Regions from separate parts of the Mus musculus genome. Here region 2 is linked to region 1. A link is a loop called in an ENCODE intact Hi-C map of the cell type or tissue named here. Cell type or tissue: gastrocnemius. All regions are shown on one strand.

Region 1 (5,000 bases):
GGTTTTTTTTTGTTTTGTTTTGTTTTTGTTGTTGTTGTTTTGTTTTTTCTTTTTTTTTTAAATTTTATAAGGGACTGGTTGTGTGAACCTTTGAAGATTGGAAGAGGAGAACAAGACCACTGTAACAATCCAGAGAATAACCTTCAGCATGGACATGATGGGACATCAGCAGAACTCCCAGAAAGGGGCAGCCAAGCAGAAAGAGATGGGGTTTCCAGGACTGAACACCTATGAATTGGTTTCAGCTAATGTTGGGATTAGAGATCTCAAAGCTGTGTGCAGATTACTATGGAAGGACAAGATGCCAGCCAAGGCCTGCACTATCAAGAGACTGCAAGGTCTACCTGGTGAGGAGCTAAGATTTCAAAAGCCTCCACTCTCCCCAGTGTCTTTCTTGGTCTTCCTCTTGCTTGTGAATCAGGAAGTGAGCTCTCAGCAGGTCCTGCTGCCATGTTTTGTTCCACCGTCATGAACTCTAACCCTCTGAAACCTAAAGCCCATAAATGATTTTGTTTATAATTTGTCTTAGCCACAGTGTTTTGTCACAGCTACAGAAAATAACTATGACTGAGGACAAGAGAGTGGGAGTGGGTATGCCCAGGGAACATTCAGAAACTACCGGCAGGTACTTTGGGTTTCCCCATTTTTCACTCCACTCTTGAGGGATTTAGGGTGTCAATGCTCCAACTGCCTGCAAAATTGAGGCATCAGTGAGCTTAGAAGACCAATCCTTATTACTTGACAAATAAAGAAATGGGAGATCTTATAGTAACAGTGAAAGTCCCTGCTTGTAAAACTTTGATGCTTGCATTTCACAGTAAATCGTGAACAAACAGAAAATGAAGGCAAGGTAGGCAAACAACTCAAAGAACACATGTCCCACAGCAAGTACATAAGCATTGCCTTTACAGGAGCCAGGGTATCAACGACACTTAGAGGCTTCACGGAGTCCTCTTGTTTACAGGCTGTAGCTGTATGGCCTTTGGGACAATCCTACTTTACAGAATTTTTACTTGAAAGCATTGTAACTATACATGTCCCTCCTCTGTTTTGCTAGCAGTTGATCAAAACTACTCCTGAGTTCAATAGCTACATGGGAAAAAGAAAATTGTAGGAGATAAAACCATGCCAGGAAGTTTGGTAAGGGAGAGCAGGTCGAGACCCGGAGACTCGGTGGGCACGCACCTGAGGCTTAGGTGACTCCCAGCTCCCTGGCAGACTTGGGACACATGCCATGCTTCTCACATAAAAGAGACACAGGTCACATAGGCTCAAGACAGAGGTCTCCATGCTAATGAAGTAGCTAGAGTTCCGGAGGGCATAGCCAATAAGCTTTCCTTCCCAGACATTCCTCCCTGCAAAAGGTATTTAATCCCAGGCCCACCCTGAGAAGCGGGGCATGGTTTTATGCATCCACTTTCCACTACGGCAAGAAATGATTCAGAACATGGAACTGCCTCTTTTCATTATGATCTGCAGTGGGGAGCAGTGGGAGACCACAAAGAAGGCCTTTACCTAAAGAGACACTGTCTTGTCTCCCATAGAAAGGCTCTCACTCCCAGCTACAACCTCCACCAAGCCTGTAGCTTTCAAGCCACCAACTCTCTCTCTCTCTCTCTCTCTCTCTCTCTCTCTCTCTCTCTCTCTCTCTCTCTCTCTCTCTCCCCCCCCCGTGGGACTAGCTCCCTGCTCCCCCTCCCCTGCACCCACACACACCCACCCTGGGCTAGACCCACTGCATTCTTTGCTCTTCCACGACTTCCAGCTGTGCCTGGGTGTCCAAGAGTCTGAGTCCCCCACAGCCCGACTTCAGCTTAGGCCCAGGGACCCTGGAACCAGTTCTGTCTTTCTCACACCTCAGACTGTGCTTTCCCACCCCAGAGTGGTGCCTAGGGCAGTGTGGGATAAGCACAGTCTAACTCCCTGAGTTCCACCTCCCCAAGCAGCCCTGGCCTGTGGTGAAGCAGATGAGGAACCCACAACCCTACAGAAATTTTCAAGGATGATTAACAAGGAGGACTGAGGCAGGCACGCATAGGGAATGGTTTAATAATGTGGGACTCTTCTTGGTTTGGTTTATGAAATCGCCTTCTGATAACGCAAGTGGAAGCCCAGCTTTTTTACTTACACATAACACCCCTCTCTGGAACAATGCATCCAATAACCTCAGGCCCCATTTGCATCCAGCTACATATATACCTCTCTCTGAACATTAGGATAAGTTTCTCCATCCTCCCCCCCCACCCCGCCATGACAATCATCAGATGTAGACAGATTTTATTCAATCATACCTTCCTTATGGAAGAGAAATGCCTGAACAGTTTGGGGTATATGCACAATCCTTCAAATGTGTGTCTCAAATAAAATTTCAAGAAGACTCTCTATTGGCTCTCTTATGCCTCTGAGTAATTGGGCATGCATATGATCAAACCCAAATGCATTATAGGAAGAGAAGAAAAAATAAATAAAAGCAGAGAATCACCCTCTTTATGCCCCCTAGGAATCAAACTCCTCCTTCTCTTGAATGTTGTAAGTGGATTATCCATAATATAAATAGAAACTATCAATTAATCAGGAGGCTCTGTTTCTTTACCTTATGCTTTTCCCCAGTAATCACACAGAAAACATAAGATGATCTATCCTTGACCTCCTATGCTAATCTGGCCAAGTCCCCCGAATAAACCACAGGCCCTCTGCACCTCACCTGCTTGGGTTCTTGCTGTTCGAAACGTAGTCCACTTTTTCTGTTCCTACTCAACTGTAGCTTGGAAGAAGATTGAAATTCAGGGGGTCAGGTATTCATCACATACGGGAAGCTTTCGTCTATTTTCCTAGATGACCAGCAGGTGGCAGCAGAGCCCAACACATAATTAGGACCACGGCGTCCTGGTACAGTAGTAACATTAGAGGAACCCAGTTGACTGTGTCTCCTTACCATTTTCTTCTCTTAACGGTGTGAAAACAATACCATCTAGCAAACCACACTTAAGGTTCTGAATTTCAATCTTCTTGCAAGCTACAGAAATGCTGTGCTACCTGTGGCAGAGAGCAAACGTCCTCAGTAGCCATAATAGGAAAGGAAAACAACCCACCTTTCCAGTGCGGAACTGCGGGGCTGTAGCCTTGGTAAGCGCATATTCCGCTCTCTGTACGCCCATCTTTGTAATTTGGGGAGGCATAGTGTAACTGACAATCTCATGTGTGTTTTCTAGTTCCCTGGAAATCTGGAGCCATAACCTCTCTGTTCTCTTCTATCATCCAATCCCTTTCTTACAACACTAAAGCCCAAGATGAGAAACGTTCTGAGAGAACTGGTTGGTTTGTAGCCACTTGACACAAGCTAGAGTCATCCAAGGGGAAGAAACCTGGATTGAAGAACAGTCACCATCAGATTGGTCTATAGGGCATCAAATATGATGATGGATGTGGGATAGTCCAGTCCACTGTGGGTAGCCCCACCCCACCCCACCTAGGCTGCTGGCTCTGCCTGATTTAAAAATCAAGCTAAGTGCCGGGCGTGGTGGCACACCCTTCTACCTGCATTTTAACATTTCTGGCTTATCTAATGCTTATCCATGAGAATGTGGGTCTCATGCCTTCTACAGTTCCAACTGGATATAAGTTTTTTTATTTAATCTTTTCAAAATTTCTCTCCCACGAATAAATAGTTAGACTTTCCATTTAGGCTTTCTTTCTTTTTTGTTTTGTTTGTTTGTTTGTTTGTTTGTTTGTTTGTTTTTGGAGACAGGGTTTCTCTGTATAGCCCTGGCTGTCCTGGAACTCACTTTGTAGACCAGGCTGGCCTCAGAAATCAGAACTCAGAAATCTGCCTGCCTCTGCCTCCGGAGTGCTGGGATTAAAGGCGTGCACCACCACGCCCGGCTCCCATTTAGGCTTTCAAACATCACCATTAAGGTGTCAAAAATGTCCTTGATGGTAACAGGAGAGCCAGGAGGGAGTGTCTGGACTCTTTTTCTCTTCATTTCCTGGTAAGAGCTGGTTAGTACCCACCTATCTTGCTATTTCCTAAGTCACATTCCAACACTAACAAGTTGCTCCAGAATGCTAATGAAGTGCTTTCAATAATGACGCAAACAGCATAAGCATACACTATCCTGACCAAGATGAACCTGTCCTTCCAAACTGAAGGCTTCAAGTTCAAGCCATGCTACACACAAATCTAAATTTCAGCTTTAACCAAACTCCTGAAAATATACCAGACAATGGCAACAGATTTCATTTTGTAGAGTCCCTTCATATGGTTTTCCTTCAAGATGCTTGTCTTCAACTGGATTTGATTCTCAAACTCTTGATTGTGATTTATTGGCATTTAAAATATTGCATGTTTATAAGGGCTTTCTCAAAACCTACTTCTACATCTGTTACAGAACTGTCATTTTTCTAGCTTTACATATGAACATTTCTCATGACATTAGGGCTGCCCTGAGTCTCCTGCCTCTGCTGTCTGCTGACAGTACTCTAAAAGCAATTTTTCAACACTTTGATGCTTTGAATTTTTCCCTCTTCTAGTGTTCTGCTTCCCAAAGCAGCCACACCTCAGCGGCTTCCCTTGCTTTCCATCACTCTTGGCCACTTGATCCGAGTAAGCTACTGAACCCAGCTGTGCTCTCTTCTGAGAGTGGCTTCCCACACAATCTTTCTGAGCAGAGTGTGCAGGCAGAGAATCTGGTTCCAGACAACGCTGGACACATATTTCTGAAAGAGGAATTTTGGAAACTAAAGCAGTCAATTTGTCATGAGGACTCTAATGGGTCAGTTGCCCTGGGGACTTTTTTCTTCGGGTACCCTTCAGAGTAGATCAAACACCTCCCAGTTCCAAAGGACTAGCCTGCTCCCCTGAAACTCTTACCCACTTCACTAAGACTTAATTTCCTTTTGGCTTTCTGCTCAGTGCCATCATTTGTTTGGTATAAATCATCCCTTATCTGATGTTTTAAAGTACAAGACATGTGAACACTCCGCATGTGTAGGTGGTATGA
Region 2 (5,000 bases), 340 kb after region 1:
GGAAGAAAGGCCTTGTTCTGAAAAAGAGGTGGAAACTCCCACCGTCTTCCTCCAAAACTTCTTCACACCTTTGGAACAGAATTCCTGTTCCACACTTGGGTAGAGACCTTCAGCCTCACAGGTCAGGGTCAACACAGCTTACCTGCTCCTGCCCACTCATAATAACTTGTGTTTTCCATTCTCCTATCAGCTAGTTGCTAGAATATGTCAGTCTTGTCATGAGAATTCTTACTTGTGGGTAAATCTTTAAAGTATATTCCCAATTTTACAAATGTAATCAATATGCTCAGAATTTATAAATATATTCTACAATATATGAATGGCTGCTTCTTGGAAGGAAAGAAAGACATCCACCATTCTGATCAGGAAAAAAAAACTATAAATATTCCTATATGGCTAGCATTGCTTATAATACTTGGCACTGTGGAATAAATGCTTCTTGTAGACACACAGCAAATCTAATAATAATCTGTCACTTCAAATACTTTAATTTTATGTGTGTATGGTGCCTGTGTGCCTGTGTATGTGCATGCGTGTGTAGGTACCCACAGAGCCATACGGCATTGGATACCTTGGAATTACTATTGAGTCAACTTATGTGGGTGCTGGGAACTGAACCCAGGTCCTCTGCAAGAACACCAAGTGTTCTTAACCACTGAGCCAGCTCTCCAGCCTCTCACATACTCTTTATACAGGTATCTTCCATCTTTCCAGAAATCAAATCAAGAGATAACTCTTAAGCCAGATACGGTCTATGTGCTTGAGGGTGAAAGAGAAGTATCAAGTGAGCTTAAAGGTAGCCTGGGCTACTGAGTAAGACCCTATCTTAAAAAGAGAAAAGGAAGAGGGAAAAAGCGATACTTTAAGCTCCTACATGAAAGCCATCTTGGTTATTTGAGGTAATCAAACAACCAAGACACTTCCAAAAATAGTCAGATAAATTCATGGGGAAAGAAAAGTTATTACAGCCAACTGGACGGTCAAAATGGTATCACAGAGGTCCATTCCAAGACAGGATCACTACTCAGAACTGTCCATTCCAAAGTGTTAAGAGATTGTCACTCATCTTTAACACAAGGTAAATGGAGATTAAAGATTTATGAAATGCAACTCTCCTTCAGTGTTAAAAGTCAAATTTATTACAATAGCAAGTGTCATGATTAAAAATGCCAGTTAAATGATCAAGTATCTAAATAATTTTTCTAATGTAAATACTAGAAATGACAACGCTAACAATTCTATTTGTACACAAAATATTCAAAACATAATGTCATGCACAAGGCCAAAATATAACATTGCACACTGTCCTCTGTCCATTCACCTGCTGGTCCCAGCGTCACACCAGCCCTGGCCTGGATGCTGACTCCTTGGACCGCAAGCCTCAAGGGAGAGTGCTCTGGACACTCATTAGCGAGCAGCATCAATGCTTAAACACCGCTGATGGCATCCTGACTGGGTGCTTGTAGTTCTCACTTCCTTCTCCCAGTAGGCTCCAGATAAAAAAGATGAGCTAGAAAAACTGTTTATAAGAACCAAAATGATGTGGATCCCTGTGTGTCCTGTGGAGGTGACATCAAGTTCAATATCAAGGATGAAAAGTGCACCAGCGTGTAACTTCAGTGACTCCCTCCCCTCTGCTCACTCTTGCCTCATACCCTTCAGGAGACCCACCACCAAGAGCAAACCAAATGCTGCATGGGGGATGGGAGGCACCGTAGAGGGACATTTCCAAGAATTGTCTATCCTGCCCTCCACTTAAAGTAGGGACCATTCCAGCCAAGTTTCCCTCCTTGCACCCCAGAGGGGTTTTTTGGTTATTTTGTATCTTATTCTGAGCAATCAGCCACTGCCTTTTGGATGACTTATCTGTTCCTGCCTAAGAACAGGTCCCCCAAATTTGAGGAACAACACAAGTATTGAACATGTTAGAAACACCTGAAGTCTGAACTCATTCACAGCAGGGGGCAGGTGATTTTTTTTTTTTTCCTGCAAATGAGCATGCAACACCCAGAGAGGGCAGGGGAGCTATGATGCTTATTCCTCTACAACAAACCTCCTCACCCGTCAATGTGCGTGCGCCAAGTGTGCAATCGCATCAAAGTTACCCAGTCTGACCCTGCATCCCCAATGGGCTCCTAGCAGATGCTGATGCTCTGTGTGGATGAGATGAGTCTAAGTGTACAGGGAGAGCGCCACCTATGTTTGGGCTGTAGGAGATCTGCCCCAGTGTCTCCCAAGCCTAACCCAAGGCAAAAGGTTTAGACCCCCTGGATAAGTGAGCAGCTGTCTACAAGGCCATAGTAACAGGCTTTCTGGAAGCTAGAAGATAAAAATAATTCACTTTGAGTCAATGGAGTGACCTGTGTGCCAGGAGTAAAACTCATCTTTTGTTTACAACATCTTCCCTAAGATGATCATGATATAAAGGTATAAAAAAACTCAGCATATTCAAATCTGAAACACATGTGCACACATATACGTACAGTACAAATTCTAAGACTCAATGCTTTCCATGGGGAGGAGGGGCTACCACTGTTCCCAACTGAAATCATCTCCTCTTCCAAAGACGAGGAAGAAGCCTTGAATTGTGAGGAAAATGACAGCGTTGCCGGCCAGCACAAGACCACAGGCTCCCCACTTGATCTGAAACACAAAAGAAGGGATAAGTCCTTTTCAGGTTGTATTCTTCTACATCAGACACCGCACTGAAGCATGACACAAGGCTGCTAAGGGGCTAGGAATGTCATGGGTGGAGGACAGAGAACTTCCGGGTCATGTTTAATGGATTCCACAACGCTTGTTAATTAAGTCTAGTAGCATCCTTAATATCGTCCTGAGGAGACTCATGGTTGTTTTCAGTTTGCAGTAACTGCCTCAAGAAAAACACATGGAGCAAGATTATCAGTGATCCAACATGAGGTGCAAATACCTCTTTCACAAAGAACAGAAATTGGAAAGTTACGAATCTGTTTGCTTCTTTTCTAGGCAAGATACACTGTAAACAATAATCCACAGCTGGGCAGATGGTTCTATAGAGTCATAGCTGGGGATGAGAGTGCCCTCTAGTGGGCATTTTTTCTTTTTTTTTTTTTTTTTTTTTGCTTCAAGTTAACCAACAGAAACATCTATGAAAGCTTCTTCTCCAAACACCACCCCAAGGCTGAAGTAGGAAGACTTACCACAAACTTGAGGCTGACGAATGAGGCCAGAGCCACCTGTGTTCAGAGCATCAGCGTTCCTCAGTGCTTAAGTAAAGTTCAAGCTGAGGCAGCATTAGGGGCTCTGGCTGAGCAGACTTCAGAGACCTTTCTGGCCTTGCTCTTATCTTACCTTCTGCTTTATCACACGACACTGTTCTTTATGCCACACACTGCATTTTCACACTCGTGTGCTATTCCAACAACCTTCCCTACTTTAATCAGACTCCTACTTGGCCTTAGAGGCCCTTACGGAGCAGCAGCTGGCCTTTCTCTCTTGGTCCTCCTATGGAACTCTTACCAGCTTCCCTCCCCACATGCAGTATTCTTTAGCATACATCCTCACAGGCCACCAACGTGTTCTCTGAGTGCTGACAGTGTAGTTTTTATTATTGGCATTTCATAAATAGAAGATGTCCATGAGATAGTTTCATATTAAATGAATAAACAAAATTGTACATTTCTGATGGCCAATGTGGTTGACAGAATAAAAACAAAAAGCAGGCAAGTCAAAGAATCTGAATAAATTATAGCACAATCTTTATTTGCCAGTCAAAAAACAAAAAAAACAAACAAAAGCCCGCACTGGGTCACTCACTGGCTATCCCTCAGTACATCCCAGAGTTCCTGAGAAGTCAGGCCCTGGCTCCTTTGATATGCCCTTCCTTCACTTTGTGATTGGGAAAGCCTTTCTACTGACTGACTCTATGGATTGCCCCATGGCTTAAGAGGCAGGAATATAAGAATGACTATAGAGAATAACTTAGTATGGAAAAAGCAAGACATCATATGCTTTGACTAAAAGTTGTAAGAGAAACCAGGAAAGCATTCTGAAGCTATGACGGAGACTCTGACCAATAGGAGAGAGAAACGAAAGCTACAAACGGCTCCAAAGAGAGCCAAAGCAACGGAAATAAACTCGAGGCCTCAGACACAGGCCCTTGAAACAAACCCTGACCAGAGTAAAACAACAGAAACCAGAACTCACCACATCCACACGAGCAAGAACAACAGGAAGTCCAAAGGCAGAAACAACAATCCCAGTGGTGAAGAAATACGCCAGTTCCCGACAGGCACTGCTGGTCGCGTCGGAGTCATATGTGACCCTTTTGGCAATGAAGTAGGGGATGGGGGAGATGACGTAGAAAATCAAGACGAACAGGGGCCAGTAAACGCTGTTTTCAGGGAACCCGGATGAAACCAAAAAGAAAGTTACATCTTAACTCAGAGGCATACTGTTGTTTCAACATGGCTATTTCAAATGTAAAAACATTAATCAATTATGAAATTCAGACATGCTATTTCTATCAAGCATAGATAAATATTCTTTCTTACTAATACATATGCAGCCTATATTAAGAAACAACTATTCAGTGTATGATTGAGAAACAACTGTTTTATATGTTAGAGATCTGCAGGTTTTTGTAGTCCGGGGGAATGAACCAAGGACTTTGTACATACTAGGCAAGCACTCTACTGTTGAGCTGCATCCTGCATCACTGGCCCTGATGAGCAACTCTAAGGACAGAATCGTAAAAATGCGCCTCTGCTTTCCCTACAGAACGCAGTACAGTGGCTTACATGAGCTAGCTTCAGGAAGATCCTTGAGTGCATGTATGCATGAAAGCTTCTAATGACTTAGAAGAGCCACAAGTGAGGCTTCTTATCTGCTACCTTATGTCTGCTTCCTCCTCTATCCACTCTGGACCACGTCACCCTCATTCTCTGAACCTACAGCCACCGCAGTCTTCTCTCGTCACTCTCTGGTCTCAAGCCTGCCTTGGGCTCTGCTCACGGCTGTGT

What was found. A loop is a pair of places that touch in the nucleus more often than their neighbours do. Peaks named below come from ENCODE experiments on the same cell type or tissue, not always from the same donor. Only the 100,000 strongest peaks of a DNase experiment are listed, where the experiment ranks them.
Region 2: a loop joins it to region 1, with 9 times the contacts of the local background. A loop is called at or near these places in 24 of 42 quality-filtered maps.

What each region holds. Positions count from the first base shown.
Region 1 is chr4:101,996,579-102,001,578 of GRCm38, reverse strand. No RefSeq gene overlaps it. Among named protein-coding and RNA genes, the nearest start is that of Gm12789, 12 kb to the right of the region's middle. In gastrocnemius, a CTCF peak has its summit at 2,835 (motif pointing right); a DNase peak (open chromatin) is centred at 2,858.
Region 2 is chr4:101,655,481-101,660,480 of GRCm38, reverse strand. Leprot (leptin receptor overlapping transcript) reads right to left here. Exons shown (of 4, transcript NM_175036.4): 3 at 4,186-4,372; 4 at 1,123-2,643. The coding sequence ends at 2,527. Among named protein-coding and RNA genes, the nearest start is that of Leprot, 10 kb to the right of the region's middle. In gastrocnemius, a CTCF peak has its summit at 3,048 (motif pointing left); no DNase peak of the experiment used is centred here; H3K4me3 peaks cover 343 bases; H3K27ac peaks cover 1,825 bases.